Linked DNA regions of Mus musculus: regions 2, 3, 4, 5, 6 and 7 are each linked to region 1. A link is a loop called in an ENCODE intact Hi-C map of the cell type or tissue named here. Cell type or tissue: heart. All regions are shown on one strand.

Region 1 (4,000 bases):
CTGTTATCTTCACTTCAAGCTAGTTTTTTTGGCAGTGTACACAGCAGAGAAAGAAGGTCATTCCACTTAATCCTGGTTGAGACCGCAGAGTTCTGTTTTTGCTGTAACAATCCACAATGAACCAAAGATCTATCAAAGCGACCATCTCAGATGAGCATACTTCCTTTGTCCAGATCTCTGTCTCTCATATGTACTTGTGTCAGATCAGCATCTTCAATTCAGTCAATGAGTCACAGGAACACAGGTGATGTGCACAGGGGATGAAAAGGCTGGAACTTGCTCTCTTGTGGCCAAACCACAGCCATTATGAGAAGCAACGAGAGCTAGCTTACTAACAGTAGGTAACACATGACATAAGGGAGTGAGGTCATCTATGAAGCAGAGATGAACCAAACCAGCTGAACACTGCATAAAAGCTGCTATTCATCAGACTTACAAACCATGACTTTAAGTTACTAAGTTCTGGGGTAGTGTGATACCTAGAAACAGACACATTTGTCCTTGTGCACATACTTGTATGTGAAGCTTGACATCCTGGTAGGTGTTCCAAGAGTGATGATCTCTACTTACTTGCCAACAAGTGCACCCGTAGGCACTGCCTGGTGCCCACCTTTTAGGCAGGCTGAAGAATTCATTGAGTGGCTAGCTGGTCCAAAGGACATGTTTTTGTGATGGAAGCAGATGTGGACCGGCTACAACACTACTCCTGTGGTCAGTTCATGCTTCCGATTCTGGACCTCTCCAGGCCCCGTTCTGGGCATAGCACCCCAGGTTAAGACAATCTGGCGAGGAACCACACAAGTTGTTGACCACATCTTGGATGCTCGACACAGTACTTTACCTACCTGCACTTGTCTTTTACTAGACCTTTTTCTTTTTAAACAAACGTGGAAACAGACAATGCAAGCACAAGACACATCTGGTATGCCTAAGAGGTGGCAGAGCCTGAACTTGACCCTGGGGTCTAGGTTAAAAACCGGCCATCATTTCTAGTGACCACCAGTAGACACCCTGCTTCACAAAATCATGTCCCTGCTCCTCTCCCTACTTATTTTCAAGGTCTACGGAGGTGGGTGTCAGTGGCCAGGGCCAGCTCTCAAAACTGGACGAAGGCCCAGGGACGATTCTTGCGGGATGCCAGGGTACCACGTACGGGGTGTAGTAGGTCTTCAAGCGGCGGTCACAGTCGCACTTCAGTGGCTTCGCTCTGATTTTCCCTGCCCCATTCCCAGATCCCACAGGATCTCTAGGATCCTTGGTCCCACCTGTCCCCTTAGGTCCCATCCGAGGCTCCTGCCCGCGAGTTCGAGAACCCCGCCCCCGTCGATCTTCTCGGTGCGTGTCGGAGGCTCCCTTCCGCTTCGAGTCTCCCTAGCGACGCACGACCTGTTTTGGTTCTAACCGCTAACCCTCGCAGTTCCCGCCGCCGCGAGCGAGTCCGGACGTCGGCTCCGGGCAGGAGGCGCGCACGTCAGCGTGGAGCGCTGGCTCCACCCCTGCAAGCGAGCACGCGCGCGCGGCTGCGGCGGCTGGGGCGGGGCGAGCCGAGGGGGCGGAGCCGCCGGCGCCGAGGCTAGAGGCAGAGGCTGAGGCAGCGGCTGAGGCTGAGGTGGCTGAGGCTGAGGCGGCGGCGAGGGGCTCCTAGCTGGGGCCGCGGGGCTAGCCGAGGCCGCCGCAGCGCCCAGAGCCAGACGCCGGCAGCCCGCGGGCGCAGCGTGAGCGGAGGTAAGGCGGCGGGGACGCGGGCGGCCGCGTTTATGTAAGCGCGGGGCAGGTGGCTGAGGCCGCGCAGCGCCGGCGGCCGCGGACCTGACCACCGACCCCAGACCCTATGGTGCGGGGCCCGGGCCCGCGGCGAGCTGCGGGGTCCCTGGCGCATCCCGGGCGGCGCGCGGAGGGCGGGCCGCGGTCCTCTTGGATGCGCTGCGCTGCAGGAGGAGGCTGCGCCCAGGACGGCTCGTCCGCTCCTGGAGGCGCCGCGTCCGCGTGGGATGCGCTGCGCCGCGGCGAGCCGACCGTGCGCCTCTCGGACAGGAGGTTGTGCCCGCGGAGAGGACCCTGTACTCCAGGGAGGGGACCTGTGCCCATCAGAGAGGAGACTGCGCCCGGGGAGGGGAATGGTGTACCGGGCGGAGGGGACCTGTGCTCCGGGGAGGGGACCCTGTACCCCGGGAAGGGACCTTTACCCAGCACAGGGGACACTGCACACCGGGAGGGGGACCTTGTGCCCTGCAGAAGGAAAGCTGCGTCCGGGGATGGGGACCCTGTATCCTAGAGAGGGGACCTGTGCCCTGCAAAAGGAAAGCTGCGCCCTGAGAAGAGACACCCTGTGTCACTCTGAATCTGTGTCCGGGGATGGGGACCCTGTGCCCTGCAGAAGGGACCATGTGCTTGGTAGAGGAAAGGTTGAGCTCTGTATTCTGCAGAAGGGACCAGTGCCTAGCAGAAGGGAGGCTAAGCTCAGGCTGGGGGGTGGGAACCCTGTGCTCTGAGGAGAGGAAGCTGCACCAGGGGATGGGGACTTTGTGCCCTGCAGAAGGGACCATGTGCTCCGCAGAGGCGAGACGGCGCCCAGAGGAAGGGCACAGGGAGGGAACCCTGTGCCCTGCAGAGTATACTCTGAACTCCGAGGAGGGAGACCCTAACCCTATATCCCACAGAGGGAAAGCTACGCCCAGTGAGAGCATCTTGTGTCCTGCAAAGGAGACACTGCGCTCCCACGGGGTGGACACCGTAACCTAGGTGAGGCAGGCTGCTTTTTTGGTGGTCCATGCCCCTTCCGAGGGCTCAGAGCCCACATGGGCGCCGAGCGCCTGGGAGACGAAGTTCCGAGTACCCAGCGCGAGTACCCAGCGCGTCTGCTGTTTGTGGGAGCCATCTGGGACATTAGGGGTTGGAGGTGAATTTTGACGCGCACACATAGGCAAGAGGAAAATCACTGTGTGGTGTCTGTGTGCAAGGGAAATGTCAGATGGGGCTGTGGACGCTAGACTAGTGGCGCCGGAGTCGCCTTTGGAGGACCAGAAAAGTGTTCCGTTCGGGATTTATGAGGGGGATATCCGCACTGGAGTGTCTGGTTGGAGGTCAGTGTTTTCACCTAGCAGGTTTGGGTTACTTCTGATGAGGGCATCCTTTTTTTTTTTCTTTTTTTGAAAATCATTTATTGTATTCCATTCTGGAAGTATAACGAAAAGAAGCCCGATAGCAAACTTGGTCTTTTTACTGGTAGGTGCGGTAATTAAGATGATCAAACATTAGTTTTTACTGAGAATAGGAATAATGTATTAACCCTCTTTGTTCCTTTGAAAGGAAGCTGCATTTTTCCAAACCTGTTTTTGTCTCAAGACAAAACTGTTTGTAAAAGCCAGCTGTTTTTGTTTTTTGTTTTTTCTTTCTCCGGGGATGGATGAAACTTCTTTACCCTTCTTCCTTGAGACAGTTCCCTGGAGGGAAAGAGAGAAAAAAAAGGAGGCAGAAGGTAGGTTGGGACAGCTCCTTTTGGAATGAGAGAATTAATGGTCCCTTGGTACAGGATCCTCCAAGGGGCAGATTCACAGCATGGGCCTCCACAACAGGAGCTTGATAAATAGTGGATGAGACACACTGGGCTGGGTGCTGTGATCCCACAGTGGTGGGGAGGTGGAGTCCACAGGCTTTGAAAGGAATGTGTTCTCCATGCCTGTTAGATGTCAAGGGGTTTCAGAAACTGGGCACACTCAGCTACTTCCACGTCAGCTGTGACGCTCCAGTTGGAAGGAGCAAAGGAGACCTTTCTGCAAGGACATTGTTGAAGAGAGAAACTGATGACGCGTATCTTCCATGATGTGTCCATTCAGTCATTGCTGGTAGGCCCAGACAGGAAGATTAGCTACCAAGAAATAACATCATCCTGAAAGCACATCTTGGCTCATAGGCAAATTCACTTCTTTGTAAGTTTATGTGCCGTAAAGCATTTAAACTGCTTTAGAATTTTTTGGAATAAAAAAAATCCTTTAAACCC
Region 2 (4,000 bases), 92 kb before region 1:
CTCTGACTTGGCTGAGACGGTCAAAGCCTTCGTCTCCCAGGGTTCCGGGTCCGCATCTCAGACCACTCTCTCAGACCCCTCTCCGCATGATTCTTCTGGCTGCCTGGTACCTTCTGTGTTCTTGGTACTGGCTACTTCTGTTCGTGGTCAGCTTAGTCTCTGAGCCAGGCAGGTGGAGGGACACCTGACTTGTGTCAGAGTGGTCACAAAGGGAGCTGAGTCCTTGATTCAGTCTCTCGCTGCATCGGGCATGACTTGGTGCTCAAACCTGACCGGGGCAATGCAGAAGAAAGGACAGACACACGGACAAGAAAGCCTCTGGCAGGCTGTGTTCTCTCTGATGGAGGACACGTAGGCAGTCTGGGAACTCAGGGTGTCGTAGGGTTTCTACTGATGTGACGAAACACCATGACCTACCCATGGTTTGCTCAGCCTGCTTTCTTATAGATCTTAGGACCACCTGCCCAGGGATGGCACCACCCACAGTGGGCTGGGCCCTCCCACATTGATCACTGTTTAAGAAAGTCCTGTACAGCATTGCCTACAGCCTTGTCTTATGGAAGCATATTCTCATTGGAGGCTCCTCTGATGAGTCTAGCTTGTGTCAAGCACCAAATAGCCAGACCAAGGGCTCTCTGTAGGGCAGCAGTCTCACGCTGCAGTCATCTGCAAGGCTGAAGGTGTAGTTGGTGGTTTCTGTACTCACTGATCAGTGGTAAGCACTGTACTTGGACCAGAAGCCTTTGCTGTTTCTGTGGGTCTGAGGCCTTGGGGTCCCCGATGCCCACCATGTGGACAATACACATTTACTGAGGACTTCGTACACAGCTCCATAGTCATCTCAGTGACCTGCTGGTTTCAGGGGCGCACGCACTGCCTGTGGGTGCTTTATGTATGGGTCACTGCAGTGCCTCTTGCCCCTGTCTCAGAAACAACTCGACACTTAGCCCAGGAACTGAGGTAGCTCTAAGTGCAATGAATGGTCCTGAAGAGACTAGACATCGCCATGACCGTCTTATGTACACACGGGCTGCCATACCATGTACAGGCTTGTAGCCCCAGGAGGTGGCATGGCCAGTGTCCCTGTGAGTGCTTTGCTGGTGGCAGCTCTCATCTTTCTGTTGGTACCTTGGGGACCAGCCCCCTTCCTGCTTCCCTGAGCTTATCTTCCTGTGGCAGACAAGATCTCTGCCTGGGAGGTGCTGGGCTCTGCAGCTGTGCTGTGGGGCTTCTGACTTATGTGTCCTCACCTCTTGCCCTGGGAAAAGGAGTGAGGCTGGTCTGGAGATACCCTGTCCCCGGCCAATAAACTCAGCTTTGTCCTATGGGATAGAGGGTCTTGCCTGTGCAATCCTCCCGTGAAGTGGCCTGTGGTTCCCCTGCCTGCTCATTTGGCCGGTGTGGAAGGAGTTGTGGCAGACAGCATGAAGCAGTCTTTCTCCCACCCCCATCCTGCACGTGGTGTGTTACCTGGTGTGCAGAAGGCTTGAGCTGGTACAGTGAGCCTGGTCGTGCTGCTGCCTGGCAGATGGTCACAGTATGCTGTCTGGGGCCGCCTTTGCTGACCTTGGGCACGAAGCTAGAACGTGACCGTGTGCTGTTCAGAGAAGAAAGTCTGCAAGCACACATTTAGATTTTATTTCCAGTTCTCTGTGCCCGCACACTAGAAGACCGCAGAAAACAAACCAATCCGTTTTCCAGATTATCATCTGGACTCTAGCTCCGAGCCGTGGGCAGGCTGAGGCAAGTCCTGCAGAGGAGGAGAGCAGAGCCAGGTGGGGGAGGCTGTGAGAAGCACGGAAACCACCCCACCAGTCGCTCTCGATCATGGGGCAAAGGCCACTGGGAGGCGTGGGGGAAAGAGGTCATTAAGAGCCCTAGGCAGGGTGAGGTGGCCCCAGGAAACCCAGAGTGCACTCCATGGTCTCCTCAGGCATCATGACAGGCTCCTGCCCCATTGGTTGGTTGTATCTTTTCAGACCCTGACCTCCCCTGTGCTTAGCAGAGTGTGAATGTGCGTTTTCAGGCTCCCCCTCCTATGAGCAGCAGGCCTCTGTGACTCTGGCCAGCAGAGGGCAGCAGAACCTCATTTCCTTCCTAGGTCCTGGGGCAGGGGACCTCAGCAAGCGACTTCCTTCTGTGTGTGGAACCCTCAGAGGAGGAGTTTCTTTAGGAATTGTTTAGAAGACTGCTGTGAAGTCAGAGCTATGGCAGCCAGTAGGATGTGCATCACCGTCTCTATTCCACTCCCAGGCTTAGCCTTTGCACAGAGCAGGGAGTCACGGGAACAAGCTCTAGGAGCAAGTCACAGCATGAGTTGACCTTGGCTGCCGTGTTGTGTGTGTGCTGGCTGCTGAGCTGTGGGGTGCTAGGCTGACATACTGGTGGACAAATCTTGTAGAGATGCCAAACACCATGTTGACAAACACGGTCCAGTAACTCTTTCTGTGTGTCCCTTCCAGTGACATTCCTTGGGTCCTCAGTTACCTAGTTGTGGAGTGTGATGCGGAAGTGATTGTATGTGCCAGCCGGGAGCCAGCCGGGGCCTGGTTCTGTCCTTCCTGCAGCTTTAGTATATAAGGTGCCATGACCTATCAGATTCTCTTTCCAGAGCTTGAGCTTAACAGCTGGCCTAAGTTAGTAAGGAAACAAGGCTGCATCTGTAATTGGGACAGGGACATGTTCCAAATAGCAGAACGGGCCACACTTTCATCAGGCTAAAGCTGCCTGTTTTAAGGCCATATAAACAGTTTAAACACGCAGTAGCAGAACATGTAGTAGAATATGTGTGTGGGCTCACCAGCCAACCACACTGCCTGTGTGCCTCCTGTGCTCTGCAGTGAGTGGACCATGTTGAGTGCCCACCTCTACCCAGCAGGAATTGCCCTTCTGTGCTGGTGGTCCGGCCCAGAACTCTTGTGGGACTATTATCTCTAGGCCCCAGGAGATTGGACCTGGTGTATAGGGCTCTTGGGGTCCTGGCATGCTGAGTCTTGAGGATACTTGGATACGGCTCCTTCTCCGTGTCCTGCTAGAGGCCTGGCCTTAGCTCTGTAAGTACAAAGCCAGCCCTGTAGCAGAGGCTTGACCATTAGGGCCCTGCCTCTACTTGGAGTTGTATGAAAAGGGATAAGCATCAGCAGGGACACCTGACCCTGCCTTGGTGACCTGCTAAGCCTGGTCTAGTGTGGGTCCTGTGTGTGACATCACGTGGGGCCTACTGCATGCTCCATTGTTCAGAGCCGCATGCCCATTTGATTTCAGGACCCACCTGGTCCTTCAGCCTTTGGGTACTCAGAGAATTGTCTCTGTGCTGTATCCCAGGCCACCTCACCTGACGATAGGTAGCTTCAAGGAGGTGCCATTTTTTGGGGGGGGGGAGGGTCTTGGCAACCCCAGGGACATTGTACGGTTTTCCTGGCCCGTTGGTACCCAGATGCCTTCCTGAGCCACTGCCCCTGTCCACAGTCAGGAGGCAGAGAGCAATGGATACTGTGTTCAACTCACTCTCTCCTTTTCTGCAGTCCAGGGCTCCAGGCCATGGGTGGAAGGCTCTGCCTGTATTTAGGGTAATTCCTCCCACCTCATTTAGCCTCATTAGACAATCCCTCACAGATACCTAGCCCTTCCTCCTTTTTACAGTTTAACTGCATGTCTTATTACTAGTCTGTGTGTGTAGTGCATATATGTGTATGTGCACAAGAGCAAGCCTCATGTGTTTCGAGGTCACACAGCAGTGTGAGAGAGTTGACTGTTGCTGTCTGCTGGTGCAGGGTTCAAACACTGTCAGGCTTGAGCACTAATACTGCCCAAGCTCTCCAGCCCACTGCCTTTTATTCTGAAACCCATTCTCTCACCCGGGTGCACACGGCTTTTCCAGTGCTGCTTATCTGAGCTATTTTGTCACAGTACTAGAAAGCTGACCAACACAGAATGCTTGCCCCTCTCCCTCCGCGCTGTGACTATTGAGCATCCTGGGAGGGCTGCTGGTTACATCTCC
Region 3 (4,000 bases), 160 kb before region 1:
GAAAGACTGAGTTCCAAGAAACACACCCTGAGCCCCTGAGTCCCTGAGAATGGCCATGCTGGCCCTGCCCATTACTTGGCAGTCTGAATCCCCAGGGGCCAGCCCTCCTCCTCCACAGACCTTGTGTACCGGAGAGCATCAATGGCAGGCATTCTGGCTGAAGTAACTCCCAGACTCATGTGGCAAGGAAGGAAACACTGACAACCTGCTGCCCCGTGGCTCACATTTCAGGGAGGCCACACACAGTATCTCTCACCTCATCACGGGACACAGCCAACCACACACTGGAGATAGGAACAATGTCCTTGTGGTTTCTCAATGCTGATCACGGATGTCCTGACTCTGAGGCACTGTGGCTTAGAGTTCAGTTTAGAATAGCTATTTACTCATTATTAAAGAACTTTCAGACTCATTTAATAACTAAATGGAAAGGCAATAAATAGTGACTCGCTTCTGAGTGGGTCCTTGACGTTTCGGGTGAGTCGACTCAGGTCCTCAGGACAAAAAGACACACCTACATGTGGGAAAGGAATAATTGTGGAAACTAAGGAAGTGAACCTTACTCATTGTAAACCTATGAAACATGCTGCCATCTCCTGTGCCCCCAAGTGAAATGAACTTGAAAGGGCTTAAGAGTGCCCACTCTGGTGACAGAATTCAGAACTCAGAGGACATCTCGAATGTCATGTTGGGAGTACACTTGCTTGACAAAGTAGTCCTCAACACTGCACTGTTTGAGAAAAGGAGGGGCAGGACACCCCAAAAGGCATGTATGCAGTATTGAATAATACAGTTCACTAAGGCAGGTTCCTCAGGGACAGAGGGAGGGGAACTGCAGATTCCTCTACAAACTGGGGTGTTCAGTAAGGACCCACTACTTGGAGACCTGCACCAGCCATCACTGTGTCTTAGTGTTCCTAACACCACTGCAGCCCTTTTAGGGACTGTTTTCCCAAGATGAAGCTCAGAGACAGTGACTCCACACGCCATTAGTAGAGGGTCCAAAAGCCCTGTCAAAGTGTCCTCAATGTCGCAAATTTCACTCTACGGATCTATAATCTACTACAGGTTCTGTGAAGCACACAAAAAATATTTAAAGGGTGAGTTTTGCCAGGCAGGGCAAATGCTTTATGGTCAGCATTTGAGAGGCAGAGGCAGGCAGACACCTTTAAGTTCAAAACCAAGCTGGGCGTGGTGGCACACGCCTTTAATCCCAGCACTAGGGAGGCAGAGGCAGGCGGATCTCTGAGTTCAAGGCCAGCCTGGTCTACAGAGTGAGTTCCAGGACAGCCAGGGCTACACAGAGACACACTGTCTCGAAAAAACAAACAAAAAAGTTCAAAACCAGCCTGAACCCAGTCTCAAACAACAAAAAAAGGCGAGTTTTGGGATACAGGATACGGTAATGTAAATTTATGCAAATTCCTTGTAAAGACTAGCCGTTTTAAACATCAGCTATCTCCCTATAGAATGTCAAGGAGTAGAATCCTTACACCTAACACGTGGTGGTTGGTAACAGGTGAAGGTTCGTGCCCCCCCCCCTCCCCCCAGTATCGCAGCAGACACCCTTGAGACACTGGGAAGGGTCCTGGGTCTCCACAGGCTCCCCAACACTCTGCCTGGCATAAAGTCCTTACTGGAGAATCTAGCCCCAAGTTCCCCGGGGCGGCCAGGGTCAGCTCCTTTAGTCACCCTCACCAAGGTAGCAGGAGTGAGGCAGTCCCAGACCGGTCCTAGGCATACCTGGGAGCAGATAAGAAACTTAAACAGAGAGACGCGACAACTGGCAAAAGGTCACAAAGAGAAAACACACCGTGACAGGCTAGAGTGTAAAGACACCTTGAGAGAGCCTGAGCTAACAAAAATACTCTCTTGCAGCGCCTCATCAACTCTAGCGAGCGTACAAAGGTCAAAGTTGACCAAGCCTCAGTCTTGGACACAACTTGTCAGCTCCCTGATTCCCCTCAAACAAAAACAGTGCTGGAATGCAGATGGTCCCCGAGATGCTAAGCAGGTGCCGAGGCGTCGGTTCCGACTAGCCGAGTCTTTCGTGCCTCAGGGCACGACGTTAACTTCCAGCAGAGGCTGGCTGCCTTACCCAGCTTCAAGGGAGGGCGTGAGCGCAGAGGCAGCCAAGCCCGCGGGCTGGACTCCGCCCTGGATCCGACCCGGCCGCCCTCCTCCTACTCCTCGGCCCCTAGGCCCACGGGCCTTACCCACTCTCGGAGGTTCCTGCGCGGAGGCTCCGGACAGAAGCAACAGCAGCACGGCACCGAGGAGCATCACCCAGTGCGGCGTCAGCCCAAGGTTAGCAGGCGCCATGGTGAGTGCGTCGTCGGCGGGGACCTCAGGCGACTCAACTCCAACGCCGAGCTAGGATGTTTCCACAGTAAGCGCTCCGCCTCCGTAAGCTAGCCAGACGGGCGGAGCTTGCGAGTGCGCAGCCGCTGGCTCCGCCCCCTGACCTCCGCCCGCCTACGGGCGCAGCTGAGGCTTAGCACGCCTGCGCGCTGCTGGAACTGCGGGGAGGGAGCAATAACCGGAGCGTCAGAGCAGCGCGCGTGCGTAGTAGACTACTAGGCTGGGCAGTGGACAGCGAAGCTTTGCCACTTGCTCTGGAATGGAGCTGCTGGACTCTGAGGCGGGTTCTGAGGCTCAGCTGCTCTGCCTAACACAACTGCTCTGTAGCCGCCAACCCTTGGAAACCTCTGCCAGTCCTGTTAATTCTCTGCCAGAGCCGTATGCGTGTCCAGAGGGCAGGTTTTGTGGATTTACGTTAAAACAGCATCCAAGCTGTCTCGAACTTGTTACTGAAAGGCGTTTAAATCACTGAGGGAATGTGGAGGGTGTAGCTTAGATGGTAGAATTGCTTGCCTGGCAACCAATGCATGCACAAAGCCTCCGAGTTCCATCCTCAGAACCTCACAAATGAGTCGTGATAACACACACCTATCATCTCAGCACTTGGGGGTGGAGCATTGGAAGGATCAGAAGTTCAAGGTCTTCCTTAACCAATGAGACCCTGACTCAAAGAAAACAAAACAAATCCTTATTGATAGTGACTGGGGACGCAAACTTGAAGACACAGGAGCTTTGAGTAAGAGGGTACCTTCCCTGCTTGATTGTGCATGAACCAGAGACCTAGATAGCCAGACACCAAAAAGATCAATGCGGGACTCTGGATCCCAAGTTTCTCGACTCATTAAAGACCCAGACTCCAGTAGGAGTAAGCAAAATAGGATACAAGCTTGAGCCCACCAGCTTTATGTCCATTTGATACAAGCTAGTTATGACTGTAAGTGTTGCAACTCTGAAGGGAAAGGCTTGAAGCGTTCCAGCTCCACTCCTGGTGCTGCGGCAGAAGGTTTTCCCAAAGGAAGTATAACAGTTCTGCTGCAGGAGGGGGTTCCCATGGAAAGTGTCACAGGTCTGCTCTGCAGAGGAAGACTTCTCCAGCCAAAGTGTAACAATTCTGCTTTGCCAGAGGGAGGCTTTCCCCAGTGAAAGCGTTACAGCTTTACTTCGGCCAGGCAGGTTTTCCCCAGCCAAGTTCTGTTCCGGGGAAAATGTTACAGCTCTGCTAGAGAGGCTTCCTGGCAATTGGGAGCCAAGGAATACCACAAAGTCACACGACACATGAGGCACACAAGAGATTTATGGAGAGGGAAAAAAAGCAAACAAACAACAGCAACAACAACAACAAAAACAGGAGGGCAGCTAATTCTGCTAGGGTGAAAAGCAGCAGAGAACGAAGCCAAAGGCAGAGCTTATATAGGATTTCTTGGGGGTGGGGCTTCCCGTGGAGATTTCCAGGATGAGGATTGGTGGGATTTCAATTCCTGAGCTTGGGAGGACTCAGGGTCTTTGTATCACTGAGCTGGTCCAGAGCAAGGGAAGTTTAGCAGGGCCCTGGTTAGTGCAGTGCGGGATCTGGGTGGGAAATGAGTGGGACAAAGGACACGCCCCCCTCCAGTTAGTGGTCAGAGTCTCTAAGGCAAGG
Region 4 (4,000 bases), 60 kb after region 1:
AAGTGCCAAGTAACTGAATCTTTTATTACAGAGTGAAGTGTGTCAGGCTGGACATGGAGAGCCCAAGGTGTGGCTAAAGGAAGCTCGTCAGCCCAGTGCATCACGCTTGCTATTTTAGTGCTGCGGAGCAATGAGCTCACTTTGCTTGCCCTGAAGGAGTTTTGCCTCAGGATTTGAGACAAAAACTAAACAAATTCAAGGTAAGTAAAACCTTTTTAGAATCTCTTAAAATCTGACCAAAGGTGACTTGTGCAAGGTGTGGTGGCAGAGGCCTGAGTTCCAAGCCCTCAGGAGACTGAGACAGGAAGCCTGGGATGTATAGCAAAGTCCTGTCTTTTTAAGTGGGGGGAAAAAGTTTAATTAAGTCCTTTGACTTGCTGTTGAAATGCATTTTCCTGAATAATCCCAGCACAGATTGTTACCCTGAGCTAGTTCACACGCGTCTTCCTGTGGCCACAGTGTTACCCTGAGCTAGTTCACACGCGTCTTCCTGTGGCCACAGATCATCTTTAGACCTCACATCCCTTCAGCTGTGCTCGGGGCTGCCTCAACTTCATCACTGTTGATAAAGCCAGTGCTTGGTACCTGGTACTGGGCATGCCTCATGAGAGCCTTTTACCACTTACCACTTTTTTCTTTGAATTTCTTTGGTGTTTAGTCTTTATGGCTGTCAGTCAGGGTAGCATCTGTTCTTGTAAAAGCGCTAGTATGAAGGTAACTCAGTTACAGCCAATATAAAAGAAGTTTCTTCTCGGTGTGGAAGTGAGGGAGGCTGGGAGGACTATGGCAGTCCAAGGGTGCTCAGCACGTGTAGTCCTAGCACGTTCCTGGCTTTGCTGCTTCCTCACTTACAGGCTGAAGTTGAGAGGCACCCCTGTGTGGCAGCTCCAGTGTGAGCCATCCACTGAACATCAAGGCTAGCCTGCACTGCCGACTAGAGAGCCTTGGGTAGCAGTCAGAGTCAAGGCAGTAGGTGCAGTTCCCAAGGATGTACATGTGGGCAAAGCAGAACAGCTCCTGACATCACTGTGTTTGGGGAGCAGCAGTGGGCTCGCTTCTGACCACTGGGTTTTGAATTCGTACTAAGACCCTTCCTGTGCCCACAAATGTCCCAGAAAGAAACCGGGAGCTTTAAAAGAGATTCGGTTTCATCCACATCTGATGCTGATCTTTTTGTGGGACACGGACAGGCAAGAGGCGGGAAGAACAAAACCGCAATCCCCTTTATCACTGATGTGCCGGCAGTCAGTTTTATTTTCACGGATAGCCCATCTTTGAGCTCCATTGGAATGTGAAGTCAGTTTATCTGTAACCAGAGTTTTCTGAGAGACACTGCAGATCCCAGAGCTGAAGTGAGTCTGGAGACTAAGGAAGGGTTCACAACGCCACTTTGAGCTCCGCTAATGACCGCCTGTTTTTAACATGCCTCATAGGTAAAGCGTTGCATTGATTCGGTCATGTATGTGAAGCAGCAGGATGAGCTATTTATATCCCTTTGCACTGTTGTTCTTAAGGAAATACAGCAAAGTCAGGCCACAAGGCACCCCATGAAGCATGTGCCCAGGAAGTAAAGCTAAAGGCCGGAGTGCTAAACTCTGAGCGTTGTCTCCTCCTACTGGCTCTATGAATCAACGCTAGCAGCAGTGTAGACACAGTGTGTTGCTTTTACCTCAGGTGAAGCGAGCTAATATTGTAAACAGTTTGGTGTTTTGATTTTTTTTCACCTGGTTTGAAGTAAAATAAACATGTAAGCTTTGGGCTACACTAGTCCTCCTTCTCTTGGTTACCACATCTACTACTTCATAACAGGTACCCGCCTCAGACAGGTGTGGCACGGTCCTGGGGACTTTGCGTCTAGTGCCGGCAGGGTGGCTGTGCTACCTTGGCATGGTCTTTTAAAAGTGGTATATAGCTCAGGGATTGCTTCTGACAGAGGTATCAAGTACTGGGGTTCCCTGTTGAGATGGTGCAATCCTTTGTCCTTTCCACAATGGTTGCATTGCTGAAAAACACACAATAAAGATATGTAAACATCATTGTGCTTGTGTATAAAACACCAGTAGGCCTTGGCGTAGCTCACGTGGACAGCTTTTGGTGTGTGTACTAGTCAGGGTTCTCTAGAGGAACAAGAACAGATAGAATGATCATCTGTATGTGAAAAGGGATTTCTTCAAGTAGTTTTCAGGCTGTAGTCTTGCTTGTCAGACACTGGCTGTCTCCTAACAGAAAGGTCAAGAATGTAGTAGTTGTTCAGTCCATGAGGTCAGATATCTCAGAGGATTCCTAGAAAGCTGCCAGTCTTCCGTCTGTCCTAAAGCATCCTGGAAAAGCAGGCTCTAATACCAGCAAAGGAATGCCTCAGCAACAGGATAGATGAACAGTGAGGGTGAGGGCGAGTAGGCAAAAGCAGAAGTGTCCTCCTTCCATGACCTTTCATGTGGGCTGCCACCAGAAGGTGTGGCCCAGACTGAAGTGGGTCTTCCCACTTCACATGATCCAGTCAAGAAAACCCCTCCCAGGTGTGCTCAGCTGCTTGGTTTTGAGTTGATTCCAGATGTAGTCAAGTTGACAGTCAAGGTTGGTCATCACAGAACAACACACAGTTCTGTTTTGGGAGGGTCTTGCGCATCTTTGAAGCCTAGAAGACCTGCCTGCATCACTGATGACCAAACCCCCATACCTTCATCTGTTGCCGCAGCTGGACTCCCTTCCCACTGCCTGCTCTCACAGTCCAGCTGTCTGCCTGCCTGGTGCGTGATCCACAGTTCTCATGACGACCTGGCCAAGATCAGGAACACCTCCAGGAACTGGTGCTCAGAGGACTCCAGGGCTAATACAGGGGCTGCCGGGGCAGTAGTCTGGAAGGTGAATGAAAACTCATCCATGAGCTGGGAGGAGTGTACCCAGAACCCTAAGAAACAGAGCTCCTATGCACAGGACCCTTCCCAGTCTTGCCCTAGGAACCTGTTCATGGGCTCTTTGATTATTTCCTTCAAAATATTCATTATAGGGAATGCAAGGCTGGTAAGGTTTCTCAGTAGGTAAAAGTGCTTGTTGCCAAGCCTGGAAACCTGAGTTTGATCACTGGGATACACATGGTAGAAGTGATCTAACTAACCTCATACAAATAATCCTCTGAGGGGTGTGTGAGTGTGTGTGTGTGTGCTCACATGTCCATGTGTACATGCACAAACCTTCATGCACGCACGCACCCACACACACACAGAAATAAATAATTATAATTTGTTTTAAAGAAACTGGAAGCTGGAGTGATGGCTTAGTGGTAAAAGGTTGATCTTTTAGAGGACCTGAGTTCAATCCCAGCATACGCATGGTGGCTCATAACTATAAGTCCAATTCCGGGGCATCCAGTGTCTTCTAGCCTCCGTAGGCACCAGGCTTGCACATGGTACATGGACATTCATGTACGCAAAATACCCTGACATATAAACTAAAAATAACCAAGAAACTCTAAGTATGAGTAAAGTGTTTCTCTGAGTCCTGGGAGCTCTCTGAGGACAGGTTATGAGAACTCTGACTTGGAACTGGCCAGACAGGACCTCCAGAGGCCTGGGCTTGAGGCTCTGGGGACAGGACCCTCAGCCATTGGAACTGACACACCTCACATGGCCCGTTTCAGGACTGCACTGGATCAGAGGTATTGGCCACTCAAGAGCTGGTTCCTTGCTTACTAGTGGAAAGAAACCATCATATGGGGGCACAAAAACGAACCGTTGTGGGAGTCCCACAAAAGAGCAGTGCATTTTCTTCCAGCCCTATTAACTCGCCCTCATTTACAGAAAACTTTCATGTACCACAGCAGATCAGAAGGGCTGCGGAAGATCACTGCTGTCTGCACTGCTGCTTTACGGAGAACTAGAGTAGCTTTCTCAGCAGTCCCTGTCACCCTAGAGTTTTAGGATCACTTACTTGCCATTTTATCTGTAACTAATAGCTACACCTAAGAAATATATCCATACCAGGCTTCCCTGGATGAAAC
Region 5 (4,000 bases), 53 kb before region 1:
CTGGTGTGTCTGAAAACAGCAACAGTGGACTCACATAAAATTAATTAATTAGTTAATTAATTAATGTATGTTAAAAAATTAAGAATTGGGTATACATTTGTAATCTCTACACTGGGGAAGCAGAGGCAAGCTGATCTCTGGGGTTCACTGGTCATACGGCCTGGCTTAATTGTTGAGCCTCAAATATCAGGGAAAGACACTGAGGAACAAACCTTAGGCCAGCAATAGATGCTAGGACAGTCACTGTCAGCAGCTGTCAGCAGAGCACATGGCGTGGGGAGCCTTATGAGAGTCCCACCGAGTGTGAGTGTAACAGGGGTTTGAGCTGTCCTCATAGTGGAGGACAGTGTAGTATAACATTCGTTCACCGAGTATAACATGCTAGTCTTAGCTGTCCAGTGAGCACTGCACACTCGCCGGCCAAGTCTCTCCCAAAGTCTCCACTGGCTCTCCCACCCTCCTCCAGGAGTTCTTTGCTCTCTCTGAGCCATGTGACACTTTGCTGTCTCTACTGTGGTGATGAGTGCTTCTCTCAAGGCGGGACCAGTGATGACGAGAGCTTGGGAAACAGGCTTAAAGTTGTTTGTGGCTCTGGGTCTCTGTCAACACCTGTCAGTCACTAGCCCGTGAGCTCAGCTCCCACACACAGATGGCTGCCTGCTTCTCATCTCTTTCTAGGCTGAGTTCCTGGGAGGGTGACGGTGCTGTAGAGCATCTCTGTAGCCATCCCTAGAGCAGCTTCTCCTGGCTGGGTGGTTTCTCGTGGGTTTAAGAAGAAGTTTGCAACCCAGAACTCAAGTGTCTGAGGGGCTGAGTTGGTGCCATGGGACCTGTGGATAAAAGTCACTGTTGTCAGTGTTCAGAAAGAATGGGGATATGCTATCGAGCCCCTGCCTCTTCCTCTACCCAGTAGAGGGGACCGTAACTATCAAGCATTCAGAGGCCAGGGTACCCTTGGGCTCTATTGCAACCCTAAGTGGGACAGACCCAGCCTGGATTTTTTTCATACCCAGCCATGCAAGGAGGTAGCAGGGCTTGGGGATCCTGGACATTGTTAGGGTGATCTTTTGTTGAAGGGTGTCTGTCTTCTGGGTGTCAGCTGAAGAGATTATCCTTGGAGCCCCAGGGGACAGTGGGCAGGAAGCTGGCAGTGTCTGTGAGCATCGGGAAAGCTGTTTAGACAAATTCAAACAAGTACCGCTATAGATCACTGCTGCTGTAAAACAAACTTAGCCTTGTGCTAATATTTTGGTTTTGTTTCCACTATACACACCTAGAAAAATGTGCACGTCATTCTTGGCTTGCGATGGTAGCGCGCCTCCATGTCCCGAGCCAGTGCTGAAAGGCAGGAAGTCCACAGTGGGCTGTGCAGTTCACACCAACAAGACCAGGGCTGAGAAGTCACCACAGGCTCAGCCCAGCACTCTTGCAGGTGGCCAGGCTGAACTCATAGTCTTCCTCTTCCCCAAGTACCTCTGCCAGGTGCCCATGTTGCCTGCTTTGAGAAAATGGGGAAACTGAGGCACTAAAAGGTCACTCTTTCTACCTGCTCAAAGCCATGGGGTCACATGGGCATAGCTGGCATGCAGCTGGTCACCTCACTCCTCTCTGACCCTGTAGGGCGTTGTGCACCCCACCCCTGCTGGAGGCCACCAAGGCTCCTGACACAAGTTCTTCCTTGGTGAGAAGCTTTGTCGCGAGGATACAGGTATTTTTCTCCATCCCTCCTTCCTAAGGGACAAAAGAGTGACCCGTGAAGAGGACACAGGTGCCTCCTCAGCCTCATTCCTGAGGGATCATGATCTCTGAATGGCTGAGAAAGGAGGCTGAGACTTCATTCTTTGGTTCACTGGAACAAGACCTTAGGACCCCAGAGGTGGCCAAGCTGGATGCAGCTGTCCTCCAGGATGGCTCTTCACGCCGTTGGCACCTGTCCCCATGTTAACACTTAAGTGGCCCTCATTTGCCAAATGTGTGTGACAGGCACAAGCAACTGCCACTTTCAAGGCAAGGTTGTGAAACTCCAGGCTGCAGTCTAGGGTAGCACTGGGGACAGGTGGTAGGGTGAGGCCTCCTGCCAGCCTTGGGAGGGAGCCATCCTGCATGCAGCCTGCCAACCCATTGGGTTCTCAGCTTGACAAGACACCTGAGCTGAACACATGGACCTTAGAAGTCGTGGAACAGTTCACTCACTGTTTGGATGGATATCTGATTGGGGCAGTACATGGTAAATAAAGTGCCATGGTTCTAGTTGGTGCCAGGCTGGAGGGAGGGGATGGAGTCCCAGATGAGTGTATGGTTTTGACAGGATCGAGGCCATGTCAGGGATTGGTTGCTACTCCATTGCTGAGAAGAGACACCATGACCAAGGCAACATGTAATAGCATTTAGCTGGGGACTAGCTTACAGTTTCAGAGGGTGTGAGCTCAGGAGCGTCATGGCAGGGAGCATGGCTGTTGGCAGGCATGGCGTTGGAACAGTAGCTGAGAGCTTGCATCTGATCTGCAAACAAAAGGCAGAGAGAGGCAGAGACAGATGAACAGACAGAGACAGAGAAGCAGAGAGACACAGAGAGAGCTAGACACATACAGAGACAGAGACAGAGACAGACACTGAGCCTTGTGTGGGCTTTTGCAATCTTGTGGTCCACCTCCAGTGACACACTTCCTCCAGCAAGGCTATACCTAATCCTTCCCAAACAGGCCACCAACTGGGAGCCAAACATTCACAAATATGAGCCTATGGGGACCACACCCCACACCCCTATGCCTCACACCCACGGGAGCAGCAAAGCCTTCAGGGAGTGAACGCCGCTCAGAGGCATGGTGAAGCTTTCCTCTGGTCTGTGTGCAGAAAATGTCCCCCGTCGCCTTCTCCCCCCAGATATGTATAGTTTAAAGAATGCTCTCCCGTAGAGCCTGCTCCTGAGACCAGTTAAACCTACCTCCTTATTCATTTGTATATAATAACCCTGCCTCCTGCCCACCCTGCCTGTTTGTCACCAGTCCCAGCTCTCTGGTGGCCTTGGACTGCGAGGCATGAGGAGAGTACAGTGGGAGAAAAGATGTTTGTGGACTGTTGTCATACATGAGAGCATCAGCAACAAGAAGGCTGTGTGGGCTTATATGAAAAAAATGACATTTCTGTGTTTCTATAAATGTGCTATGGTGCTGAGATGGGGGCCTGCCCTTGGATGCATGCATGAGAGACACTGTGGGGGTGTCTGGTAAGTGGGTGGGTGTGTGATTTACCTCTGAGTGTGTATAAAGTGGGCTCGTTCTTTGAGACAAGGTTTTCACTATAGATGTTCCAGCTCACCCTCCTGCCTCAGCCTCCCAAGTGCTGGGATTACAGGTGTGCACCATCATACCTGGCTTGCCTGTCTCCTTATAAACTTGATATCCTGGGCCACATGTTTATTTGGTTCCAGGAAGCCTAAGGTTCCGCAGCTAGCCAAAGCCCACTGAAGCGTTGCAGTGATCTGCCCTGTGAGAGCATTTTCCAGATTCTCGCCTGGGTGTGGGGCTGGAGAAGCCCTGTTTCCTGCTCAGTGACATGGCTCTCTGGGACTCCGGTTGGCACAGCAGAACCAGGCCTGGGGGAGCAAGGGTGGGGCAAGCATAGTTCTAGAAGCTAAATCACGATGCATTTTCTGGAGTACACCCAGTGTGAGCAGCCCATCTCACAGAAGAGAAGAACAAAATGTTGTCAGGGTCAGACTTGGGACCTGGCTGCGTGAGGGAACTGGCTGGGCATCCAGCTCTGCATGCAGAGGCCTCAGGAACAGCATCCTACACACTGACTGCTGTCTGCACACAGAGGCCTCGGGCCTTGCTATGCTCACATAGGGTAGGGCCTGGAAGCCAGGTTGCTCTCCAAGGCCCAGAGAAGAGGACAAACAGGGGTCTGTTATGACCCCAGGAATGGTTAACCCTTAGTTATTGCTTCAGCCTGAGCATTTACCAATGTCTTGAAGAATACCATTAGGGCGATAAGTCCC
Region 6 (4,000 bases), 67 kb before region 1:
ACCAGTGAGGTTATGTCTTTGGGAGCCTGTCCTTGTATGGGACATTTGAGTCCTCTGATTTTCAGTCGCATGAACTGAGTATTGCTCTGTGGTGTGATGTCATCACCATGGGGCCACGCCAGCAGGGACAGATCTCTCCCCAGGTATTTCTACAAAGCATGCTCAGGACAGGAAGGAAAGTTGGTGGCCTCAGAGCATAGGACTCTCAGCTAAGCGATTGTCCCCATTGAGCCCAGACCTGAGCATGGAGTTTCTTCTGTCCTAAGCAGAACTGGGCCTGTCAGCCCCACTCTTACTGGGGTGTGTGGTAGTTGGGAGGGAGGCCATCCAGAGCCCTGGGGATTGGGACTCTTAAGGGACCTCTCAGCTGCCAGTCACATGACCTCAGTCTCCTCTCCCCCTTACATCTCCACTCTGGTGTTCCTAGCTGCCAGCCTGCTAAAACACAGCCCCCTGAGCCTGCGCAGACCACACAGCTTATCCTTGTTCACTGGGATAAATTAAAGCTGGCCTTTGATTCAGATGAAAATACAGTAAATCAATGCATGGAGCTCCCCACTCGGGTTTCCTCTGCTCCAGCAGCCTTAGATACTTGGAGGAATAGGAGTCTCCCAGGGCTTGGTACTGCTCTGAGAGTTTAGAACCACGTTGGAGTGACCAAACAGCGGGGTGGTGGGAGCCTCTTTCCAACCAGGTGACATAATGAACCGGTCTGGAGACTGGATGCTCACAGCCCCGCCCCACACTGCTCCTCTCTGCTCTGATCCCAGGATTTAGGGGTGTGGAGGGGAGAGGAAAATGTGTTTGCTTGCATCCATGCGCTCAGAACAGTCACGCTAGACTTAGGGCCCTCTGACCTGAACATATTTCTTGTTGTTGAGACAGGGTCTTACTATGTAGCCCAGGTTGGCCTCAAACTTGTGGCAAACCTCCTGCCTCAGCTTATCAACCCTTGGGATCGCATGAGTGTCCCACCTGACTCTGTATTCTCAACTACATCTGCAAAGACTCCATTTCCAAGTTTGCCCAAACTCTTGACCCTTCTGAGAGTGTGAGGTCTCTCAGAATGGGAAATTGGTCTTAGCATCTCGGCACCTGGGTTTTTAGCAATTCTCTCTCTGAGGTGGGCAGTCCTTAGAACCATACTGGGTTGAGAGGAGAGGTCTTGGGTGAGATGACAGTGATACTGGAGAGCCAGGGGCCTGGGGGAAGGACACAGCAGTTGGAGGGTACAGCTGCGTGTCGCACACACATCTATGCAGTGTGCCCTTTATTCTAGAGTAGTTATTCATTTTCCCACGGTCTGTAAGCCATGGGCAGTGCCCTGTCATCAGATGAATGAATGATGGCATGAATGAATGAATGATGGAATAAATTAATAGAGGGCGCTTTACCTTTCAGACGGCTCACAGACCCCCTCTGCTCAGGGACTTCCCTTTCCTGCTGCCTGGGCCATGGGCACCCTACTTTTGGAGGGAACTGGGGGTTTTCCAGCAAGAGGGGCTGCACATAAGCTGGGAAGGAAAGGAGCAGGCTATGGGCGCGTGCTGCAGCTGACATTCCTCGGGTTCCTGACTGTGGTAAACTGTAGAGTAGCCACCCCACCCACCACAGGCTGGAATTGTAAACTACTGGCTGCCCTCAGCAGACAACTGTACCCATCAGGGCCATCAGGCCAAGCACTACAGCCCGAGACATTTGGTCAGGCTAAGCGAAGAACGAGCCTCCCGGAGGCTTGACCTGGATGGCGGGTGCTGGGGTGTGTGAGACACAGGCATGTGCACGGCTCCCAGGCTGTGCGGCAGCCCAGGCTGACATCTCATAGGCTTCTGTGCTGCTTAGAAGCCAAGTGTTAAATAAACACCAGGCGCGTTTCTTCTGGAATGTTCCTCGAACATTGATAACATCTCCATGAGACCCTGGGAGGTGCTGGCTGATGCCCAGGCCTGGTCCACATGTGGCTCCCGAACATGGCCTGGCAGCTATGGGCAGGGAGGGGCCCCAGCCTCTGGTTCTCAGCCACCCCCGTGGCCCGTTTCCAGAGAGCACTATCAGCGTGTGCTTCCAGGATGTTATGCAGCCGGCTGGCTCTGGTGATAGCAGGCAGGCCTCTGAATTCTCTTTGAAGTCACTTGTGGGTGCCTGGGCTGAGCCCTGGCCCTGAGACCACCTACTCTATTTATTTAAAAAACATTTTTATTTTATGTGGATGGGTGTTTTGCCTGCATGCATGCATATCTGTGCATCAGGTGGATGCTTGGTGCCTGTGGAGTTCAGAAGAATGTGACAGATCCCCTGGAGCTAGGGTTATTGACGGTTTTGAGCCACAGTGTGGTTGCTGGGAGTTGAACCCAGGTCCTTTGCAAGAACAGCCAGTGTACTTCACAAATGAGCCATCCCTCCAGCCCCAACACCTGCCTTATTTTAAATAGAGCCCCAGCTCATGTGTTTTTTCTTCCAAATCTGTTAAGATAATGTAGTTACAGGATCATTGAGGTGTGGATTTAATCTGCCTCAAGATTAAGAATGCCACAACAGGGGGCTGGAGAGATGGCTCAGCAGGCAAGAGCACTGAATACTCTTCTAGAGTTTCTTACTGGCCCCCAGAACCAGAGGCCTGGCAGTGTCTGTCATTCCTCTGGAGTATGAGTGGCCTCCATGTCTGTGTAGTCAGTCCATGCCATCTGGAAGAGAAGGCCACAACAGGGGGAAACTGAGGTTCCCCATCTTAGCTTCTGCCCTGTGTTCTCAGGAACACGGGCATAGGCTGGGCCTGTGGGAAGGAGCAGCGTCCATATTCCCTTTGGAGTGTCTCTGCACATGGCCTGTAGTTCAGTCACCAGCTTTTCTGTCTGTCCTTCTGTCTGTCCTCAGGGCCTGTTCTTCCCTTGAGGACTCACCTCTAACTGTCCAAAGCATTCCACTTTCTGCCCAGCTTCATCTATGGACAGCTCTTCCCAGGTTTTCTGGGTGTGAACGAAGCCCAGCTCCAAGGGCAGAAAGAGCACAGGGCAGTCTGTAAGATATGGAGGCTGAGCAGCTGCACTTGAGACTCCAGTCAGGAGGGCAGGTGGTTGACCAGAGCCTGGGTCCTGTACTCTTCTGCCTCCTAGGGACAGGACACTGGTCCATGATATTCACATGGCAAACAGGCTGTGATGAGATGCAGTCCACCCAGGAATTCCAAGGAAGCCAGCAATTCCATTGGCCATCTACAAGCTGCTTATGCACCACACATACATCTGGTGCCCAAAATGCAGCGTGGTCTGTCAATGAGAAATCTGGAGAGCTGCCCACTGTTGCCCACAGCCTGGATACCTGTCCTGTTCTTCTCATACTAGAGCATCTGCCAGTGCCGCAACGCTCATATTCACGCAGTCTAGGCAGGAATGAACTGGGCAGAGGGGAAATGGTCAGAGGGCCAGGAAACGCTGTGATGTCCCCTTGTGATGGCTTTCTCAGAGATTCACCAACAATGTCCACCTGTTCCCCACTAGCCAAGGCTGGGTTACACATGCTTCCTAGATTAATGGAGGTTGGGTAACTGGGAGAGCTGAGGGGAAGGACGTCCTATCCACAGAGACTATCCTGTCCTCTACTCTGGGGAGAAGCTACCCAGCCTCTCATAATTTGTCCTTGGCCACAAACACCCAGGAGACTGGAGTTGGACCTATCAAAGGATTCTAATCTTCCTAAAGGTCCAATCCTAGATGCCAGGAAGGGACTATTCACTTGAGCCAAGACCACCAATTGTCACCACCCCAAAGCCCAGAAGATACAGGAGGCACTCACTGGCCATGTCTATCACAGTGTACTGACTGGTTTTGTGTGTCAACTTGACACAAGCTGGAGTTATCACAGAGAAAGGAGCCTCCCTTGAGGAAATGCCTCCATGAGATCCAGCTGTAAGGCATTTTCTCAATTAGTGATCAATTAGGGTGGGAGGACCCATTTCGAGTGGTGCCATCCCTTGGTTGTTAGTCCTGGACTTTATAAGAAA
Region 7 (4,000 bases), 130 kb after region 1:
GTTAGGACAGCAGAGGGGACAGACAATATGCCTTTTATTCCATACTAATCACTATCAGATAGTTACAGCTTTCCCCCACCCCCTCAAAAGCAGCCTTCAATTCTCTGCACAGCCTTCAATGTTCTGCAGAGTACCTAAGCAACTGTTAACCTGTGTCAGGATCTGTTAGAGTTACTAGGAAGCACACAATACATGGCTCAGCCCCGTGGCCTCCAAAATGCTGAGGTCAGCCATGAGCAGGTAAAGCCTGCTTAATTACTTTCCTTCTGCAGTAATGACTCTCAGTTGGCTTTGTTACTCGTGTGGTGTCTTGAAAGGGACTAGTCTATGAATATTCTGGCCTTGGAGTCTGACTTGGTGTTTGATGACAAAGCTATCCAATGCTTGCTTTTAGTTGGAAAACAGGTCAAAGGGCCAGTGTGGACTTGTGGTGGTCTCCTCCTGTCTCAGTGAGAGAAACAGCAGTAGCAAGAAATATTTTCAGAGCTGAGGGACATGCTGAGTGCCTGCCTGCCTGCCTGCCTGGAGGAACAGGGCTGTGTGTGCCTTTGCTGCCAGGTGCTCACAACCAGGGCCTCTCACTCTGAATGGAAATGCCTGAGAATCCCAGGAGGCAGGCACTGCATAGGAGAAGAGATGGAGGGCCCTGTTAAAGCAAGTACAGGTGGCCATGGTGACATATGCGAAAGAGAAACAATCAGTGGAAGAACACAGAGCCCTGTTGCTAACTGATCGTCCTCAGCTGCTCTTTGACAAAGGAACAAAGGTTGCTAACACAAAATAACAAATGGTGCAGAAGCAACTGGACACCCACATATAAAACAGAATCTAGACATAAACCATAAAAGTACTGAACTCCTGAGGTAGGGGGAACAGGAGAAAACTTAGATCTTGGTTCTGGGATGACTTTAGACCTGAGTTGATCTCAGGAACCCACACGGAAGAAGGGGAGACCTGAGCAGTGCCCCTCAGGTGGAGATGTGAGAGGGAAAATGTTTTCCTTTGCCCTTTCATTGGCCTCGAATTTACTTCCTCTCACTTAGTTATGTTACTGTCTCCCTGGCTTTGGGCAGAGTGCCAAGCAGTAGAAATGGTAAATTCTGGTAACAACAGCAGCTTTATTTATAATTGCCCCAAACTGAAGGGGCCAACAAGCCCTTCAGTAGACAAATGGATGTATACGTTAATGCATCCAGGCGAAAGGACATGAATTAGTGGTGAAAGACACAAGCTTTCAAGTCCTGAGAAGGTGAGGAAGAGCCTCAAGTGACAGGCTGGTCTCAAAAGGCTGCACACTGCATCACCATGATATTTCCAGCAACACAAAAACCATGGGAACAGCAGGACGGTCCTTGGGATTCCAGAACTAGGTGAAGCGCACAAGCCCCTGACCATATAGCTTGGTTGTGCTGGCCACAGGGAGAGAAACTATATATATGAGTGAATTTATATATATGTGTGTGTATGTGTGTGCGTGTGTATATATACATATATATATGAGTGAATTTATCTATAGTTTGGCAAAACTCAGGGAAGAAATTCCCAGTTTGTTTCTGCCTTGCCTACAACAGTATTACAACTTCAGAAAAGTTGAAACAGAAGCCAGAAAGCGTGCATGTGCACAGAAGACCATGGGGACAGATTACCATACCCAGAGGCAAATTTTTTCAGGGGTCGGGGTCACCATATTCATTCCCAAGGTACAATTTCCTGTTGAGATTCTAAACACTAAACCCCCAGCAGAATCTCCCCCATCCATTTCTCGCCCAGTGCGTTGGAACACTGTCTCCTAGTTGTCTGTTATTTGATTGATATGTGGAGTCCAGGAACATGAGTTCAGAAAAGGAACCACTCTCCTGTGCCTACCAAGACCAAGAGCAGGGGAATCGAGGCAGAAAGGTAAGCAACAGCGCCACCTAGTGGAGGGATAGTAACATGCACAAGCACCTCCACGATCCTTGGGACTCTAGTTCTTGATTTTGGTAGGGTGTTCAGATCTTGCGCTTTTCCTGACAGCATTACTGATTACTTACTCTGTGGCAATGGGATGGCATGACCTGGGCCAGTTTGGTGACATCTAGGGAGGAAAGGCAGTGTAAAAATACCCCCTCTACCAACTCTGAGTGTAGAGGAGGTGGAGAGATGACTCAGCTGATAATCAGGAGCATTTGCAGCTCCTGCAGAGGACCCAGGTCCAGTTCCCAGTACACAGTGGTTCACAATCATCTGTAACTCCAGTTCCAGGGGCTCCGACACCGTCTTCTGGCTGCTGTACATAGCAGGCTCATACATGGTGCACATACATACATGCAGGCAAAACATGCATTCACATGAAGACAGAGAAGACCTGTGCACTAAATTTTGATCTTGGGAAATCCTATAAGTATCTTTTTTGGTATAATCAGCTTAAAACATACATATCTTGTTCTATGGTTATAAACAGGTAATGGTTTAGAACATTCATAACTTTGCTTATAGCTTTACTTATAACAAAAGCACAATCCATAGACTGATATAGAGTACCCTGGGCTGGAGAGATGGCTCAGGGGTTAAGAGCACTGGCTGCTCTTCCAGAGGTCCTGAGTTCAATTCCCAGCAACCACATGGTAGCTCACAACCATCTGTAACGGGATCTGGTGCCCTCTTCTGGCCTGCAGGCATACATGCAGGTAGAGCACTATACATAATAAATAAATAAAGCTTACATTTTAAAAAATTTCCTAGGAATCATAAACTTTCCTGTTAGCACTTTTAGTTCTATTAGCTGTTAGTTCTTTTTACCTATTAAAGCTTAGGATATGGAAAAAAATTAATTTTTTTTGAAATTCAAAATTCTAGTAATGTCTTAATACTTAAACTCTTTGGAATTCAGCATGCACGTGCACTTAGCACATAGTCTTATCTGTAAATCTTTAAGTAAATATTAACTCTGTATACCAGATAGAGCGGATACCATCCTATGTGACAGACTCTGCAGCCAGACACCAAAAACATGCCTGGAGGATGAAAAGCCTAAAAACCTTTGTCTTAAACCCTGTTAAGTTTTTCTACAAAATCATTTTTCTAATTTTCAAATTGTGTTGTGTGTGTGTGTGTGTGTGTGTGTGTGTGTGTGTGTGTGCATGAATCTGTGTGTGCCTGTGTGTATTTGGACACATGTCACAGCCTGTCCATGCGGGACTCAGGACAACCTTGTTAGGTTAGTTTTTTCCTTTCCACCTTACTGTGGGTTCTGGGAGTCACACTTTGTAGCTCAGTAAATGCTTTTACTGGTTTGATAGTTCATGAAGTGGTCTTAATTCCTAGAGCCTCATTATAAAGCTATTTGTTTGCTACTGAGAACAGGTCCTCCTTCAAAGTGAATCCATTACTGTCCCTTCTCAGAGGACCTTAGATGACAATGGTTTTAGTAGAACTGTCACCAACTAGCCCTTCTCCCTATCCTCTCCGGACAGACTACAAGGAGAAATGGCTCTCTACGGAGTCTGAGAGAGAGAGAGAGAGAGAGAGAGAGAGAGAGAGAGAGAGAGAGAGAAGAAGAAGAAGAAGGAGGAGGAGGAGGAGGAGGAGGAGGAGGAGGAGGAGGAGGAGGAGGAGGAGGAGGAGGAGGAGAAGGAGGAGGAGGAGGAGGAGGAGTCTGTCAAGTTTGCCCCTCACAGAGTTGATTGCCCCAGACGTACCCAGACGTACCTCTGGCTCTTCAACAGTGCTCTGGGTCTTACATCCTCTGATGGAGGGTTGTATCTCCCTTGGGTACTCAGGTGGCTAAAAGAGCATCTGGGCTTTCCCTGGCTGCACCAAGGTACCCAGGTCAGACAAGAGAGGCACCTGACCTCCCAGGCCAAGTGCCTGGTGGCCCACAGCATGTCCAAGCTAGGGAGCTGTGAGGTATGCAAGATTTGTGCAGATGAGGGTGGAAGGTGGCCTTTGCTGCTAGGGGCAGGGGGTCAGTGTTGTTATAGACTATGGACACTTGGGTGACAGTTAAGGTGTTAGGTTT

Evidence for each region. Hi-C counts contacts between places; a loop is a spot of excess contacts. Peaks named below come from ENCODE experiments on the same cell type or tissue, not always from the same donor. Only the 100,000 strongest peaks of a DNase experiment are listed, where the experiment ranks them.
Region 2: a loop joins it to region 1, with 3 times the contacts of the local background. A loop is called at or near these places in 12 of 42 quality-filtered maps.
Region 3: a loop joins it to region 1, with 2.4 times the contacts of the local background. A loop is called at or near these places in 6 of 42 quality-filtered maps.
Region 4: it touches region 1 in a loop (1.9-fold over the local background); 9 of 42 quality-filtered maps call a loop at or near these places.
Region 5: it touches region 1 in a loop (3-fold over the local background); 3 of 42 quality-filtered maps call a loop at or near these places.
Region 6: it touches region 1 in a loop (2.1-fold over the local background); 6 of 42 quality-filtered maps call a loop at or near these places.
Region 7: a loop joins it to region 1, with 2.1 times the contacts of the local background. A loop is called at or near these places in 3 of 42 quality-filtered maps.

The regions. Positions count from the first base shown.
Region 1 is chr10:77,415,820-77,419,819 of GRCm38, reverse strand. It overlaps Adarb1 (adenosine deaminase, RNA-specific, B1), which reads left to right and starts at 1,547. Exons shown (of 11, transcript NM_001024837.2): 1 at 1,547-1,725. It overlaps Gm17769 (predicted gene, 17769), which reads right to left and starts at 1,444. Exons shown (of 1, transcript NR_027377.1): 1 at 1-1,444. In heart, no CTCF peak of the experiment used is centred here; DNase peaks (open chromatin) are centred at 1,519, 2,309, 2,569 and 3,689; H3K4me3 peaks cover 2,682 bases; H3K27ac peaks cover 1,977 bases.
Region 2 is chr10:77,507,916-77,511,915 of GRCm38, reverse strand. All of the region lies in intron 2 of Fam207a (family with sequence similarity 207, member A), which reads left to right. Among named protein-coding and RNA genes, the nearest start is that of Fam207a, 5.9 kb to the left of the region's middle. In heart, a CTCF peak has its summit at 2,058 (motif pointing right); DNase peaks (open chromatin) are centred at 1,225, 2,065, 3,135 and 3,935; H3K27ac peaks cover 1,115 bases.
Region 3 is chr10:77,580,144-77,584,143 of GRCm38, reverse strand. It overlaps Pttg1ip (pituitary tumor-transforming 1 interacting protein), which reads right to left and starts at 2,489. Exons shown (of 6, transcript NM_145925.3): 1 at 2,217-2,489. The coding sequence starts at 2,322. In heart, no CTCF peak of the experiment used is centred here; DNase peaks (open chromatin) are centred at 53, 2,473 and 3,373; H3K4me3 peaks cover 2,569 bases; H3K27ac peaks cover 2,416 bases.
Region 4 is chr10:77,355,767-77,359,766 of GRCm38, reverse strand. It overlaps Adarb1 (adenosine deaminase, RNA-specific, B1), which reads left to right. Exons shown (of 11, transcript NM_001024837.2): 2 at 32-200. Among named protein-coding and RNA genes, the nearest start is that of Adarb1, 61 kb to the left of the region's middle. In heart, a CTCF peak has its summit at 1,624; no DNase peak of the experiment used is centred here.
Region 5 is chr10:77,469,031-77,473,030 of GRCm38, reverse strand. It overlaps Gm35920 (a long non-coding RNA gene), which reads right to left. Exons shown (of 3, transcript XR_871849.2): 3 at 2,475-2,502. It overlaps Gm35983 (a long non-coding RNA gene), which reads right to left and starts at 2,436. Exons shown (of 4, transcript XR_380590.1): 1 at 2,408-2,436; 2 at 1,274-1,495; 3 at 1,010-1,172; 4 at 567-830. In heart, no CTCF peak of the experiment used is centred here; no DNase peak of the experiment used is centred here; H3K27ac peaks cover 885 bases.
Region 6 is chr10:77,482,351-77,486,350 of GRCm38, reverse strand. No RefSeq gene overlaps it. Among named protein-coding and RNA genes, the nearest start is that of Gm35983, 14 kb to the right of the region's middle. In heart, no CTCF peak of the experiment used is centred here; a DNase peak (open chromatin) is centred at 1,920; H3K4me3 peaks cover 581 bases; H3K27ac peaks cover 3,295 bases.
Region 7 is chr10:77,280,928-77,284,927 of GRCm38, reverse strand. No RefSeq gene overlaps it. Among named protein-coding and RNA genes, the nearest start is that of Pofut2, 24 kb to the right of the region's middle. In heart, CTCF peaks have their summits at 1,926 (motif pointing left) and 2,679 (motif pointing left); a DNase peak (open chromatin) is centred at 1,927; H3K27ac peaks cover 659 bases; H3K27me3 peaks cover 362 bases.